2 separate regions of the Homo sapiens genome follow, and region 1 is linked to region 2. Evidence: read pairs that join two places in POLR2A ChIA-PET (ENCODE). Cell type or tissue: A673. All regions are shown on one strand. Each heading gives the region's core, and the rest is flanking DNA. Links, peaks and the distances in the headings are about the cores only. Region 1 overlaps DIAPH3 (diaphanous related formin 3). Region 2 overlaps DIAPH3 (diaphanous related formin 3).

What was found. Peaks named below come from ENCODE experiments on the same cell type or tissue, not always from the same donor. Only the 100,000 strongest peaks of a DNase experiment are listed, where the experiment ranks them.
Region 1: POLR2A ChIA-PET joins it to region 2 with 40 read pairs; 2 of 35 experiments call an interaction of 5 or more read pairs at or near these places.

The regions. Positions count from the first base shown.
Region 1 is chr13:59,944,325-59,952,666 of GRCh38, forward strand. All of the region lies in intron 17 of DIAPH3 (diaphanous related formin 3), which reads right to left. Among named protein-coding and RNA genes, the nearest start is that of DIAPH3-AS1, 64 kb to the right of the region's middle. In A673, for the core only: no CTCF peak of the experiment used is centred there; DNase peaks (open chromatin) are centred at 2,837, 4,547, 6,057 and 6,867; H3K27ac peaks cover 5,890 bases.
Region 2 is chr13:60,096,063-60,104,404 of GRCh38, forward strand. All of the region lies in intron 3 of DIAPH3 (diaphanous related formin 3), which reads right to left. Among named protein-coding and RNA genes, the nearest start is that of DIAPH3-AS2, 44 kb to the right of the region's middle. In A673, for the core only: no CTCF peak of the experiment used is centred there; DNase peaks (open chromatin) are centred at 3,779 and 4,159; H3K4me3 peaks cover 306 bases; H3K27ac peaks cover 8,000 bases.

The sequences.
Region 1 (8,342 bases), core at 20-8,019, 150 kb before region 2:
ATTAACAGGGGACAAAACTGGAATGCATTCCTTTCCTCTCTTCTCTATGAAGAGCTATTTTCCAAATATAAATATATGCATTTGTATACATACAGAGAAAGAAGCAAACTATGGCTCTGAATAAGTTTTCCATACAGTGTAGAAGAAAATTTGACTAAAATATAGATGAATCCAAAAGCTTTAGGCATTTGCAGTTTTATTTTCTGGAAGACAACTGGAGAATAGGAACACTTGTTTCAAAAATTATCACACATAACCAATCTTCACAAGGAAGCAGAATCGTAAGGACTCAAATTTGGAAAGAAAAATTGATAGATTTGACTTCTACTGCTACCCATACCTTGTGTACAATGGGATTTTTGATAGTTTGTTTAAATATATACATTTATTATTAATGCATAGTTGAATTAAAAACTACTATGTTTAACACTAACTTGTTTCTAGCAACTTTTCTGTGTGTTAGAAAAAAAGGGGGGGGGCTATTATCCTTTATACCTCCTTTTAGAACCTTTTAGAAAGGAGAGAGGCAAAACATGTGGAAAGAACTTGCCCTTAGTAATCAATCTTTCCAGGCTCATAACTGGCCACTAACTAACTTGTAACACCACCACTCCCTCTTGCGGGCCAGCAACACCATCATCAACATCTACATAACTATGCCCTAAGCTAGGGGTATTTCAATATTGTACCAATGCTTCCTTTGCCCCTACCACTCCTACTGCTGGATTGGCCCTCACCTTCCTCCCTGCTTTCAAAAATCATATACTCATGCTTCAAAACAACTCAAATGTTTCTTTGAAGATTTTCCAAAAAATCCACACCTCAAATCTCATCTCCTGCCCTTGTCTCCAGTCACACTAAACTTCTGATGGATCCTAGATCACAGATTCTTTCCAATCTGAGGACCTTCCATGACTATCCTCTCTAAACACACCCCTCATCATACCTTGCTCATTTACTTTCATAGCACATTCAAAAACTACAGTCATTTTTGTTGGCCTATTTATTTTCTGTCTTCTCCATTAGATTATATACTATAGGAAAGCAAGAAGTTATCTGCTCAGCACTGTATCCCAGGAGCTAGGACAGTACCTTTCATGGGAGAGGCATCCAATGTTATTTGCTGCTTGGCTGAATAACTGTTCAGCTGGCTGCATGATTTGCCATGATGGACCCAGTAACCAAAACGAGAGCCCTGCTTACTGATAGCAGATAGCTGCAATCCTAGGCATAGTACTAAGTAGCAGCTAGCCTTGAGGGAATATGACTTGTATATCCAATTTCACTTGCTGACAGAAAAAAAAAAAAAGCCACACTAGCACTAAGACTTAAGCACTTAATACAATAGGAATCACAGAGCTCTGAGAAGAAATAGTCCTTAAGCACAAAGCTGCTGGGCTAGGAAATAGGGAGGCCCTCTTCCACAGAGGAATATTGACATGAGAACCAGGGTCAAGAGGTACAGGTGAGTATTTCTGTCCTGTTTCCTTCATGACTCAAGGTTAATTTACAAGTATTTTCCATAACAATTATAATTTTACCAAAAAAAGATTAAAAATCTATGAATTAAAATTTAAATGAAAGCTTCACATATTAAAAATATGCTTACGAAGAAAAAATGAAGACGAACACTCTGGCTTATTACTGAAAGCTTATACATTAAGTAGGCAGTGAGTTACAGAGAGCTGTCTCCATAGTGGACATAAAAAATAAGAAAATATTTCTCAATGATCAACAAATAACCCAAATATGTCAAATGATATCTCTACTGGCAACACTTTTATGGCTTCCATACTTAGCGCTCAGATTTTTTTCATCTATTAAATGAGAAAATGATAGCTATGATCTAGTAACTTTACAATCCTATGATGATTGAACAATCTTCCACTTTTTTGTACTTCTGTTACATGTTGCAAAGCATTGTGTTCCTATTATATTGTCCTTTCAGCTAAAATGGTTAAGTAAAAACAAATATTTGCACAACATTTTACAGTTTACAAAGCACAGAATCCAGTTTGGATACAATGCACCAAGTTCAAGATTATTAATGATGGGGAAAGTGATGAGAGAAAAAAACCTCCCGAACACTACCTGATACCATTCTTTACATTGTTCATTTCTTCCAAAAAAAGAGAAGTATTTGAAGTTTATGCTCAATAGATAGCATATGAAACACAATGTTCACAACAATAAATTTTAAAAGTTCCTAAAGAGTATATAGACAGCTAATTTGAAGTAGCACACAAATAAACAAATGCTAAAAAAGCACTTGAGTCATTTAAAATACATGCAAACACACAAAGAGAAACAAACATGTTGCTGATGAGTACTGGCCCATGCTTACCTACTTAGACAGCTATTGTGTACAATATTTTAATTCAATCATACTTAAAATTGCAAAGTTATTCTTCTAAAAATGTAAGTACATAACGGATATGTTATTTTTTTTAACTATACCACCACTGCCAGGCACAACTTTAAAATAAAATGTAATACAAAAATGAGAACATTTGAAAATCTGGTACGATAAGGGAAAAAAACTCTTAAGATAAAATGGATGCTGAAGTGTTGAGTTGCACCCAGGGGTCAACAACATTGTGTCTATTATTCAGCTGAAACACAGAATTTGCCTTTAGATACCATTTTAATGTTAAATCAAGAACTGTCAATCAGCACCATTTGTTTGTAATCCCTCATCAGAACCCATTGCCTCAGTCTGAACATTCATAGGAAAGAATGCAGAGGGCATATCTGCAACCACTTAACCTTCATCAACCAACATTCATGCATGCTCATTAACATTTTTTTCATCCCACTTTCGAGCATGACACAGCTCATACCGGAATAATAACTCGCTGATAATTGTTCTAGACAACAGCTGGACAGGCAGAGTGCAGAGGTGAACATTCTCATAGATTATGGGGTACTGTAATGCATTACAATTAGTAAAAGAGTCACATGTTCGTGTTGAATAGCTTTCAACAGAAGTGAAGGAAATGTCATTATCACAAACAGCAATCTCCTCTAACTTTAACTCTGCATGGTCCACCGCCTGATTCTCTTAACGCTTTCCTATTTTGAAATAAACCAATGAAAAACATTGACCCTGTTACTGTACTATTTCATGAAAAGAAGTAATATTTTTGATGTGTTACAATCAGACACGATCTAAATTTGTGATTTAATTTAAAGACAGAAAAGCAGGAGGAGGGAGAGGAGGAGGAAGAGAAGAGTTTCACATCTTACTAATAACAATTGTTTTGAGCATGATGGTGTACACCTGTAGACCCAGCTACTCAGGAGGCTGAGGTGGGAGGATCATCACTTGAGCCCCGGATGCGGAGGATGCAGTGAACTGAGATCATGCCACTGCACTCCAGCCTGGGCAACAGAGCAAGACTCTGTATTTAAAAAAAAAAAACAAACAAACCACAATCGTTTTGCATGAAGTCCCATAAAATCATTATTTATTATTTTTGCTTTAAACTGTCAATTCAGAAAAATAAATTAATATCACTGAAGAAATCTGGAATATCAATAAAAAAGGAGTCCTACATAGGGAAGGGAATTTAGAATCCAGTCCAACATCCTATTCATAACAGCTTTGATAGCTACTTCTTTGCCATAATGCAATAAAAATAAAATGGAATTAATATGATAATGATAATACTAGTTGCCATTTTTAGAGTAATGTGAGTCAGGTATCATACCAGGCACTCAACAGACACAGTCTCTTAATAATCCTAAAAGTAGTATTAACTCTCTTTTTCAGATGAGAAAATTAAAGCTAATCTGAAAGAGACTGAAAATTCATCCCAAGTCAAAACATTATGGAGACAGGATTCCAACCAGGTAGTCTGATTCCAAAGCCGATGCTTTTCACCTGGCTTCATGGTTAATTTCCACATTAGAATCTTGTTTATTTTCCATTATTTCATCCCAATTCCTTGGCTGTACAATTCTTTGACTCTGTAGAATTAGACCTATTTCTAGAAGGTCTTTATTCCAAGACATAGCATTTATACTTCCACATTTTCTACTCTCCTTGTGTCCAAGAAACCTGCTCTTAACACTCAGATAATCTCTAGTCCCTGTACGTCTACCTAGTTTCCATTACACTTAGTTTTTGTTGTTGTTGTTTTTAGAGATGGGGTCTCACTTGGTCACCAAGGCTGAAGTGCAGTGGTGTGATCATAGCTTACTGCAGCTTCAAAACTCCTGGCCTCAAGTGATCTTCCTGCCTTGGCCTCCCATGTAGCTAGAGCTACAGGCATGGGTTTATCAGGCCCAGTGTGTTTTTTCGTATATATGTTGGGTGTTTGTTTTTGTTTTTGCTATATTGCCCAAGCTGGTCTTAAACTCCTGGTCTCAAGCAATCCTCCCACCTTGGCCTCCCAAAGCACTGGGGTTGTAGGTGTGAGCTACCTCACCAGCCCATGCTTTAGATTTTCTAATCAAACTTCTTAATGTGGTTCTTTCTACACCCTTTCTCTGCCTTGCTTGACATAAAAAGAAAGAAGGAAGGAAGGAAGGAAGGAAGGAAGGAAGGAAGGAAGGAAGGAAGGAAGGAAGGAAGGAAGGAAACTTCAACAAATTTCATTTAAAGATCTAATTTAAAGATCTTATACATGATTCATTAATCAGGTAGCATCTCATCTAAAAATGTAGAAAAGTGCCACAATAAACTGAGCAGAGATGGTTGATTTTATAGCTAGAGAAGGGGTAAAGAAAGCAGGAAGAAGGAACAAAAAACAGACTGGTCATTTTTGAGTTACTTTCTTTATAGGGTTAAAACAGGGGACTTCCTTATCATATAGGCTCAGGTAAAATAGGCCCCTTCTGATTGGCTGCTGCGAATCTCCTATTTTTCAGAAAACTGGCACATGTTAAAGTTCAATTTGATTAAATGGCACCTAGCACAAGTGACTCCATTCTGGTTTGATCTGGCATGTTAAGGCCAAGTGCAACAGCTTAGTAAAAGACAATGGCCTCCCATGAATTTTGTTTAGCAACATTTAGTCACAAATATCTGGGAGAGGGGAATCAAGAAACCTAATAGATATAACAGTCTATATCTCTAGTCCTACTTGTGATTGGTGCTCCTTGTTGAAGGAAATCACATCACCTGCAATGGGATCTACTATAATTTAATAATATAATCTGAAATAAAACCTCAGTAATATAACCAGGGTCAGCAAACTATAGCCCCATGGGCCAAGACCAGTTTGCTACCTGTTTTAATAAATGAAGTATAAGAGGAACACATATATGACCATTAGTTTATATAGAGTCTGTGGCTGCTTTCACACTGCAATAGCACAGCTGAGTAGCTGTGACAGAGACCATATGACCTACAAAAACAAAAATATTTACTATTCAGTCTTGTATAGAAAAATGTGGCCAACTTATAATCTGTAGTGGAGATCCATAACAGTATCTTGAGTCAAGCAGATAACAATAAAACCTATTTATCTTTAGCCTAAAATCTACAGACACCAGCTTGATTCACTCTATAATCCTAAATCATCCCATGCTCTGCTTTCTTCCCAAAATCTACCAGCTAATGATTGTCTAAACCTCGTGGATCACACTTCCTCAAAGAGCTTTTATAGCTAATGTACTCCCATGGAAGTAACCTAGATTCATAAATTCATCACCAATGCCCTTGGTAATAAAAGTAGTCTCTTAATTGACATTCCAGTTTCTGGACTTTACCTACTGCAACACAGAGCTGTGTGATACTAAGGTGTCATGCTAAAACATAGATTATAATATGTTATGTCTCCATTTAAAACTTTGTGACAATATAATATTTTAATTTATTTATAAACGTGACAGAAGAAAATATAAATGCCTAGATTTTGCATATAAACCTCCCTAATGTAAACACAACTCTTTCTAGGTTCATCTTCCAGTGACATTGTCCCATATATATCTTCTCATTCTCAAACACAGAGCAGTATATTTCACTGCTGATCTTTAGCTCCCAAGCCTACGTGTTTCCCCAAACACCCCAGCAGCACATGTTTCAGTGCCTTTGTTCACACTCTTGACTTCCTCTCCTTATTTGTACGTTCACTCATCCATCCAACAAGCTTATTAAGCAATGATAAACATCAGACACTGCCCTGAGTAAAAGGAGTAGAGTAGGCAGAAGACATAGTTCCTAACCACTCACACAACTAAGAATTTTAGTAGAATTACAAACCAGAGCTATGAATGAAAAATAAAGGGCACTGTGGGGTTGAATCACAAAACCTATGCCAATCTGAGAAGTCATAGAAATCATTTCCCAAAGGAGATGACACATAAGCCAAGAAATGAAGTATATGAGGTGGGCAAAGTGAAGCTATCTCCTTCATGATACTTTTCTAATTATCCCAATTAAAATCAACAGGTTTTTAAATATACTTAATAGCTGTGATATAATGACTAAATGTAATACTATACGATCAGTCAAGATATGAAGGCTATTTAATAGCATGAGAAATATGTGGAAATAACTATATATATATATTGTTATTTACTCTAGCAGTATAAACACTGCTAGAAAACAAAAGTTTTGAAAAGCTTAAAGGAAATTTAAATTCTACGATGAAATTGAATAGTGTAGTGGAGTTTAGGGTGGTATTTTTTTCTTTCATCAATTTTCTAAATTTTCTGTAACATAATTATTCTATAATGAATAAATTATGGCAGCTTAGGTAAACAAGCTTTATATAATCTTAATGAAATACATAAGTAATGTTTTATGTGTACTTAACTATTAAGACACTGATGAGGTTTGGTTGCATCCCCAACCAAATCTCCTATTGTAGTTCCCATAATCCTCATATGTTGTGGTTGGGACCCAGTGGGAGGTAACTGAATCATGGGGGCAGTTACCCTCATGCTGTTCTTGTGATAGTGAGTGAATTCTCACAAGGTCTGATGGTTTTATAAAAGGCATTTTCCCCACTTCGCTCAGCACTTCTTCCTGACATCATGTGAAGGACGTGTTTGCTTCCCCTTCTGCTATGATTGTAAGTTTCCTGAGACCTCCCAGGCCATGCTGAACTGTGAGTCAATTAAACCACTTTCCTTTGTAAATTACCCTGTCTCAGGTATGTCTTTATTAGCAGCGTGAGAATGAACTAATACAGACATACATAATACTGTATACTGTATTACCTATAACACATATATCTTTCATGTAAAATTGCAAGCTTCTCAGTCATATTTATGAATCTTCTGCCATCATTCACTCAATAAACTTCATAATTAAATACTATTTTGATCTTCATATTTCCCTACTTAAAGACTTTATTAGTTTCTATAATAGGCATTAATATACTTGATTTTCTGTTATGTCCCATCAAACTTTTATAAAAGCATCACTTTCAGTAAAATTTTGAGGTTTTTAAAGCTTAAAATCAACACCTATAAAAAATTAAAAATAACAAGTGTGGGCAAGGATGTGGAGAAATTACAACTCTTATACATTGCTAATAGGAATGTAAAATGATTCAGCTACTGTGGAAACAGCTTAGCAGTTCCTCAAATAGCTAAACATAGAATTACCAAATAATACAGCAATTCCAATCCAAAGTATTTATCCAAAAGAATTGAAAACAGGTATTCAAATACATGTACACCAATGTTCACAGCAACACTATCCACAATAGCCAAAAGGCAGAATCACCCTAAATATCCACCAGTGAATGAATGGATAAATCATGGTATAAAACTACAATGGAATATTATTCAACCATTAAAAGAAACATAGCACTGACACATGCTACAATGCATACTCAAAAATATTATGTAAAGTGAAAGCCAGATACGGTAAGTCACATATTGTGTGATTCCACTGATATGAAACATCCAGAACACATAAATTTATAGGCAGAAAACAGATTGGTGATTGCCAGGGGCTAGGGGAAGTGAATAATGGGGAGAGACTGCTTAAGGGGTCCAGGGTTTTACTTTGGAATGATGAAAATGTTTTAGAACTAGATAGAGGCCGTACTAAAAGCCACAATTATTCATAGTTAATTTTATGTGATATTAAGTTTTATCACAATTTAACAAAAATCAACACCAAACAAAGGAGCAATTTTCAGGAAAAATACCTACAAAATGTGTTAGAGTATGTTTGCTATTAATTGCTCCTGGTTTGTAGACACCAATCAGGGTGCATCCAACAACAACACAGAATTTACCTATAATTTTTACTTTCCTCCTTCTTACTTTTTGCTGCTAAAACAGAAGGAAAAAAAAGGTGAATCATTTTAGCATCTAGGTCCTGAACCTATTCCACTCCCAACCACCTTCATTATTCTCTGAATTTTTTTAACCTAATT
Region 2 (8,342 bases), core at 225-8,224:
AGAGTAAGACATATTGATTTTCTTAATTTATGAACATAGGTAACATTATCCACAAAGAATTTCACTGGAAGAAAGTAATGAGATAGTTAGGGGATAATTGTTATAAAACGTGGGGCAATCTGAGAGCACTGGAAAATTCTGTTTTAAATTATTCACTTTATTTTTATTTTCAGGCTAATGGCCAAACATTACCCAGTCTCTTTAGTAAATTAAAATACTTAATATACACAGAATACCAAAAAACAGAAAGCCCTTTAGTTGTGGCTGAAATTGAAATAAAATTTCAAGGTGAGTAGTAGAAAGAATTTTTTAAAAAGGCCTCTGCTTTCTTTTTGGAAAGACATCTTCATGATAACACCAGTTCATACAAAAAAGTGGTTGTGATTGTTATTTTTGGGGGTTGGTTAATTTTAGGTGTGATGGTTAATTTTAGGTTAGACTTCTGGCTTAAAGTATACCCACATAGCTGGTAAAGCATTATCTCTAGGTACGTCTTTCAGAAGAGATTGGCACTTGAATCATTGGACTGTAAGTCAGTAAGGACGATCCGCCCTCAGTATGGGCAGGCACCATCTAATCAGCTGAAAGCCTGGATAGAACAAAAAGGCAGAAGAAAGGCTAAGTCTCCCTCTCTCTTCTGGAGCTGAGACAAACTTCTTCTGCCCTTGGACATCAGAACTCCAGGTTCTTCAAGCTTTGGGCCCTGGGACTTCCCCCAGTGACACTCTCCCTGGAGTTCTCAGGCCTTAAAGCCACCTCAGCCTCCAACTGAGTTTCACCAACAACTTCCCTGGTTTTGAAAACTTGGGGCCTTAACTGAGCCACGCTGCTGACTTCCCTGGTTCTCCAGCTTGCAGATAGCATACTGTAGGACTTCTTGCCCTTTATAATCATGTGAGCCAGTTCTCCTAATAAATCCCCTCTCATATAGACAGGCAGGCATCCTATTGGTTCTGTTTCTCTGGAGAACTCTGACTAGTAGTGATACATCTGGAATTAAGGGAGAAACCCAAAATTCTCCCAGCTGCTTCCTCTGGTTTATCCCACCTCTTTTGCCTAAATATGGCACTCGCCTTCCTGACAAAAGTATGATGACAGTCCTAGTATAAAAAACCAAAAGGAAACAAATAATACTTGCTCTAATTTGGATGTTATCCCATGCAAATCTCATATTTAAATTTGATCCCCAATGTTGGAAGTAGGGCCTAGTGGGACGTGTCTGGGTCATGGGTGCAGCTCCCTCATGAATAGATTAATGACCTTCCTGGGGTGGGGGCGATTGAGTTCTTGCCCTATTAATTCCCATGAGAGCAGGCTGTTTATAAGAGTTTGGAACCTCCCCACCACCTTCTCCCTTGCCTCCTCTCTCACCATGTGATCTCTGCACACACCAGCTTTTTCTTGTCTTTCATCATGAGTGGAAGCTCCCTGAGGCCCTCACCAAAAGCAGATGCTGGTCCCATGCTTCTTGTACAGCTTGCAGAACTGACAGCCAAATAAACCTCTTTTTTAAATTATTCAGCCTCAGGTATTCCTTTATGGCAACATAAAAATGGACTAAGACAACAATACAAAAGTTTGGAATCAACTACATAACACCCTAAACTTTTGTGGGATACCCACTAGGCATGTAACTTCATCTAACAGGTCATCCTCCATATTTCCAGGAGGAAATGGCATTTGAAAGCGTAAGAAAAGCTCTGCCCTTTAAAAAAGAAAAAAAAAAAGAGAGAGAGAGAGAGAAATAAGGGGGCAGTAGAGAGAAAATATGCATGAAAGCATGAGGGGTATGGTATTATTAGAATATATTTTGAATTTCTATTTATGGAAAACAAGGCTGAAAGAAGAAAACTCCATGAGGCAGTGGCACTTAACTTCTGGGGGTCACGAAGTCCTTAGAAAATTTATTGGGAGCTTTTTTTCCTAAAAAATGCATATCCATATTTTATGTTGCAATTCCAGAAGGGTGAAGCATCTCCCAAGGCTATCTAAGAAACTGGACTTGGTGAAGGTCAGTGGGGGAGAAGTGAGCAAGTTATCATTTTTTATGTTTCTTAGTTTATATTTCCTCAAAATTATCATGTTGTATCTCCATTATCTAAGGTCAGTTTCCCTTAAAAGCAGAGCCTGAAACAGGGATTCAGGTGCAGGTGGGGCTGCTCTCAGGATAAGAAAGTAAAGGAGGTAAGACAAAAGAGGAAAAAAGACATACTAAAGGTGGCCTCTGGTGGATTCTCACTTCACCCTGAGATGCACCACAGTCAGGATAGCCTGGTAGCAGAAACCAGCCTCAACAACCTCAAGTTAGTCATCAGCTGCAGAATCCTAGTTCTGATGAGGGCAAATCTCTGGAGAAAGGGGCATCTATAAGCTATTAGAAGCCAACACTCATCACCTGGGGCATGGGTGCACCAGCCTGGTAAAAAGGAGCTGGGAGGGGGTACTAAAAGTACCTACTATACCATCTGAAAATAATTTACTTGATATTAAAATAAGACTTCTTTCAAATTGAAAGAATAAATATAGAAACAAATTGAACAGAATAAATTGAACAGAATAAATATAGAAACACATATAGCTGACCTTAAAAAAAAAGGCAATATAAACTATTGTGTATTAACTCCTCCTTCCATTCAAACACAGGTCAGTAAAACATGCTGCTTTACTGTGCTACCACACTACATAGGTACAAAATGACACTGCAGACACAGATTGTAAAACGGCTCTAAAATGGCTGTTTACCTCAATATATCAGTATGCTGATATATGTACGTATCTCATTAAATATCTATTATAGGTAAAATACTGAACAGGAAATACAAAGTAAACATAAATACATAAGGCTCAGTGAGTAATCTGAATGAGGTTAAAATTTCCATGGATATATGAAATAAATCTCTACCCTTTAAATGGAAAAATCTTATCAACTGGCTATTGGGCTGAATATATCACACTCAAAAACATCATTTGCCAAGTCACCTATTCAAAATTTTAATCTCTCTGAAGAGCATATTATTGTTTTTGATGTTAAAGTTCTATTAAAAAGTTCTATTAATATGTTAGTAATATACATTATGAATTATCTCATTCATAGTACTCCTTAATATACAGATGCTCAACTTACAATGGGGTTATGTCCCAAAAAAGCCATTAAAAATTGAAATGCAGAAATGCATTTAATACACCTAACCTACTGCATGTCACAGCTCAGCCTAGCCTCCCTTAAACATCCTCAGAACACTTACATTGGCCTACAGTTGGACAAAATAATCTAACACAAATGCTATTTTATAATAACATTTTGAATACACAGATGCACATTTTGTAGACATGGTGGGATGCGAAAACACAAAGCACAATATCCAAAAAATGCTGGGGACACAGTACAGTCAGTTGTTCAGCCTAATGATTGCATGGCTGACAGGGGAGCTGCAGCTCTCAGTTGCTGCCCCACGTCACAAGAGAGTGTCAAACTGCATATAGCTAGCCCAGGAAAAAGATCAAAATTCAAAGTACAGTCTCTACCGAATGCATGTTGCTTTCACCACTGTAAAGTCGAAAAATCGTTAAATCGAACCACTATATGTTGGGGACCACTCTCGGCTTGCCAGGGGAAACCGAGTTGCAACAGCAAAAAAAATAGTTTCCCTTTGGCCAATTACTTTCTAATTAAAATCTATATCTAAACAGAATCACTGTGCTGATCTGACTAGCACTAGGAACAGATTTCAGAAGTACAATACTTGGAAAGCTTTTTTTTTCATTCAATACGTGGGAACACAGCTATGTCATCCAAAAAGACTAGAATTAAAAAGACCAAATTAATGTGGTACCAGAAAGTAAGAGAAGGAAGGAAGGAAGGAAGGAAGGAAGGAAGGAAGGAAGGAAGGAAGGAAGGAAGGAAGGAAGGAAAGTCAAAAGGACATGAGCCAAACTGAAAGAGCTGTTAAGTGGCCAAAACTAGAACAATTTGAAAAATAAAATGATAGTATTAGATTATAACCTAAAAAGCAAAATAAATTGAGGAGATACTTTAAGACTGTGCAGATATCCTTTTTCTCCTTAATTATAGAGGGGAAATACTAACTTTACAAGGGAAGAAGCTGGCAGATGCCACCTTAACAAAGTTGTCCAGGCTAACACCACAAATAATAGGACATATTGATATTTCAAACCTCCAGCTATGATATAATGAGAAGGCTGATCACCTCTGTGGTATTTATCCCAAAATAGATCTCAATCTAATCACAAGGAAAAAAAAAGTCAGGCAAACCCAAATTGAGAGCACCCTACAAAATAACTAACCATAACTTTTCAAAAGTATCAAGCTCATAAAAGATAAGGAACTGTCATTGACTGGAAGAGACATGACAAATAAATGCAAGATGTGATCCTGGATTAGATCCTGGAAGAAAAAAAAGACATGGGTGGGAAAGCTGGCAAAATCTGAAGCAAGTCTGTAGTTTAGTTAGCAATATCGTCTCAGTATTCAATTCTTAGTTTTAATAATTGTACTAATGTTATATAAGATGTAAACATTAGAGGTAGTTTGGTGAAAGGTATACAAGAATTCTCTATACTATTTTTGCAATTCTTCTATAAGTCTAAAATTATTTCAAAATAAAGAGTTATTTTAAAAGACTAAATTGAAATATTTTAATAGAACTTTTTATAAATAACTTGGGGTAAAAAAAGAAAAACAGAACATCATTATTAAAAAAAAAAAGAAGTTTTTTTATATCCCCTAAATAAAAAGAAGAGGTTTGTAGAATATTCGGCTATAGTAAATACACACTGAATTGAGGGAGGAAAGGAGACTAAGGAAACCACAATCAAGACAAATCCAAGGGTCCTGAGAGGAAGGGTTAAGTAGGTCAGACACAGGTAACAGAATTCCATTCAAAACACAAACTTCTCCAACTGTTTACATTTCCTCCTATTTTCATTCCAAACCTGCTCTATGCACTGACCTTCTCACCCATTCTCCCAGAACCATTTTACAAAGACCTCTAGTACTCCTGTAATCTTAAACTATGGTCAAATTCTTGAGCCAGGCACTGTGCTAAACATTCATAAGCATTACTTAATTAATCCTCAGTAACTTGAGGTATGTCCTCTTTATTGAGGAGAGAGCTGAGGTTTAGGAAAATTCTGTAAGTTGACCATGGTTCTTTAACTTAGATTTAAACTCTGTTCTATCTCATCTCCCTCATTCTTATTTCCATATTATTTATCTATGTTATCATCTAAAGTCCGATTTCCTTGGGGCTAGTAACATCTGACTGAACACTTCCACTGCCATCAACTTGGGTTGATTCCTCTGACACTCCACACCTTGCTATCACCCACAATGGCCCTAAAGCAAGCTTGTCCAGATTGCACCCAGGACGGTTCTGAATGTGGCCCAACATAAATTCAAACCACTTTCTTAAACCACCATGAGATATTTTTGCGATTTCTTTTTTTTTTTTTTAGCTCATCAGCTATCAAAAGTGTTAGTGTATTTTAGTTGCGGTCCAAGACAAGTCTTCTTCCAATGTGGCCCAGGGAAGCCAAAAGATTGGGCACCCCTGCCCTAGAGTGTCCTTGGCTTCCTTGCCAATGCAAGCTTCACTTCCACTGTCCTCAGCTACAGTCCTAATGACCACACCTGGACCTTTTCATTATCTAAAACCTGTCCACCACAGGCATCATCAGAATCTCCATAATCCTTATCTCTGACCTCAATCTTCCATCTTGCCACTTCTCCCACTCCCAAACCATCTTTTTCTTGGCCCCAGTAAAAACCTCCAGTTTCTTGACCCTTCCATTTTCTTCCAATGCAGGCCACTGTTGATTCATCAATTCTTACAACATTTATGGCAAATCTTACTAGTCTCTCTCTTTTCACATTTCATATGGTACTTATTTCAAACCTTAGCTATTTTCAGGAACTGTGAAACTACTACTTCTGCCTATCACCCTCAGTAAATAAATTTCAATTCCCTATATGAAAAGAAAGCTATAATTCCATTTTCTGCTGTTTTACCATTTTATTTGCACACTACTATCTTTCCCTACCCAACCAATGCATTTATCCAAAGACATTCCTATTCATTTATGCTCGAGATCCCTTTTCCTCCCACCTCAAGAAAGGGCATTACACATCGATTATCCTCTTCTATTTTATTTCACTAAATTCTCTCAGTTGGTTGAGTATCAATATGTAAGCAAGTTAATCTTTAATGGATTAAAATTAAACAAAAAAACTTCCCTCAACTCTGGCTCTTTATATGTAACTCTTTTCTCCCTCACCGATAACATTTAATAGAAATATTTCTATACTTGCTGCCTCTTTCACCGTGCATGGAACATAATGGTCACTTTTTAAATATTTGCTAAATAAAGAAGATGTCAGAAAAGTTCTCAAATAGAATTTGCTCATCCTATTTTAGGACAAACATGAGATGCAGGTAAGCTTCTGGGAGATGGAACTGAAGCTGGAGATGATACAGCCCCAGACTAGAACACTGAGCAATTGCTGCTCCTAAGAAGATTCTCAAGAATCTTCAGATAACAGTTACGGGAATAAGTTCCAACTCTGGAGGTAGAAATCTTCAGGTCGTGGCACTGACACAAAGATGGCCAAGCTAAAATCCATCACTTTTTCAGAGAACACTAGCAGACCCACACTAAACCTCAGTGACCTAGAACAGAGTCAATATAACGACTGACCCCTGCCAAGTAGTACCTGGTTGAGGAATGAATGGGGTCAAGGTCCCTTCCAGACTCACTTCATCATCTATTCCAAACTTCCAAACTTGTGACCTTGTGTGGTGCTGTGTCCATCCAGAATGAAAGCATACACCTATTCTGTAACTTGCACAAGGACACCAAATTAGTCAGCGGCAGCCCTTACCTGGAAACCAGGTCAATCAAGCAACTTTTAAGATATTCCCAAAGAGTCTTCCTACAAGTTGCATGGGGCCAGAAGTTCCCACACACCAGCAAATTGCCAGTTTGCTACTGTTTTTAGGGACCCTAACTCCCTACTAGACTGATTTTTTAAAAATAGTACCAAATAAATATTTTTCACATTTTATTAGCAAAACCGAGGTGGGGGGGAAATATGTAACTTAGTACCTGTGCACACACATGCAACTCGTTGGAGCACTAAGGCACAATCAAGCAGAGAACAGCAATGAGAGAGTGGACATTTTTCCAACTGAATTACACACGTTAGACTCAATATTTTCATTCATGGCTGTGGATTTTGCAAGACAGCATGCTCATTAAATTTACATACATCAAGTTGAGCGGGACAGTTAACACCACAGAGAGTCAGATTAAATTTAAAATGATTGACTATTTGCAGAATTAAGTGAATATATACAAGCAGCAAGTTGCTGAAGATGGTCAGGTGGAAGGATATTCAACCAAAAAGGAAAAACACTACAGACAGGCAGAGCATGACTAGCATTACAAAATGGATATGGGAAATACAGTATTATAATGGACCAATAAGCATAATATTGGAAAATAAAAATTAGAAGCACTGCAATAGCAAAACCAAACATTTATTCCTATTAAGTCAACAGCAATCATCTAATTTCAATAACATTATGTTTTGTTTTAGGGGTTAAAGCCAACATAATTATTCTTGGTAGCAGTCTCTGTTTTGCCAGCATTATATTATTAAAGCCACAAATTGGTTAAGCATCTTAAGAGGTCCACAAAGATCCCCTAATTCCCTCTCTTGTGACAGAGCTCAACATCATATAAGCACAATTTTATCCAGAGTTCTGCTAAAAGTGTAATTCTGTTCTTAACTACATTTGAATTCATCTTTGACATCACACAATATCAAACGGTCAAGCTTTTCATTACACTAAGGTTTTTACTACCATGAATGGCTTAGTGCCAAATAAAAAAAAACAGAAGATTTCATGACCTCATTCAAGGTCATTATACACTGTTGAACAGGGCAGACTAAATGAATCTTATCTAGTTCTGCAATTTAATAAATTTTATTGGGTTTAGACATAATTAGAAAACTAAAAGATAAATACTACCAAGAACCTGGAACTTAGAATTAACTTTATTACTACTTTTCTATATTCAAGATGTCTATAAATACATTGAAGCTATAAAATAGCTTAAAACAGCTATAAAATATTTTGCCTATCAGCTTTACTATGTCCTTATATAAACCTTTAAATAATCATTTTTAACAGAAATATGATTATTTAAAAGTTATATTTTTTGGTTTTACCAATAGTGGGGTTGAATTTCCACTGTACTATCCAGTAGACACTGGATTACTCAATTCCCATTAAAATTAAAAGAAAGTCAGATGGCTAGCT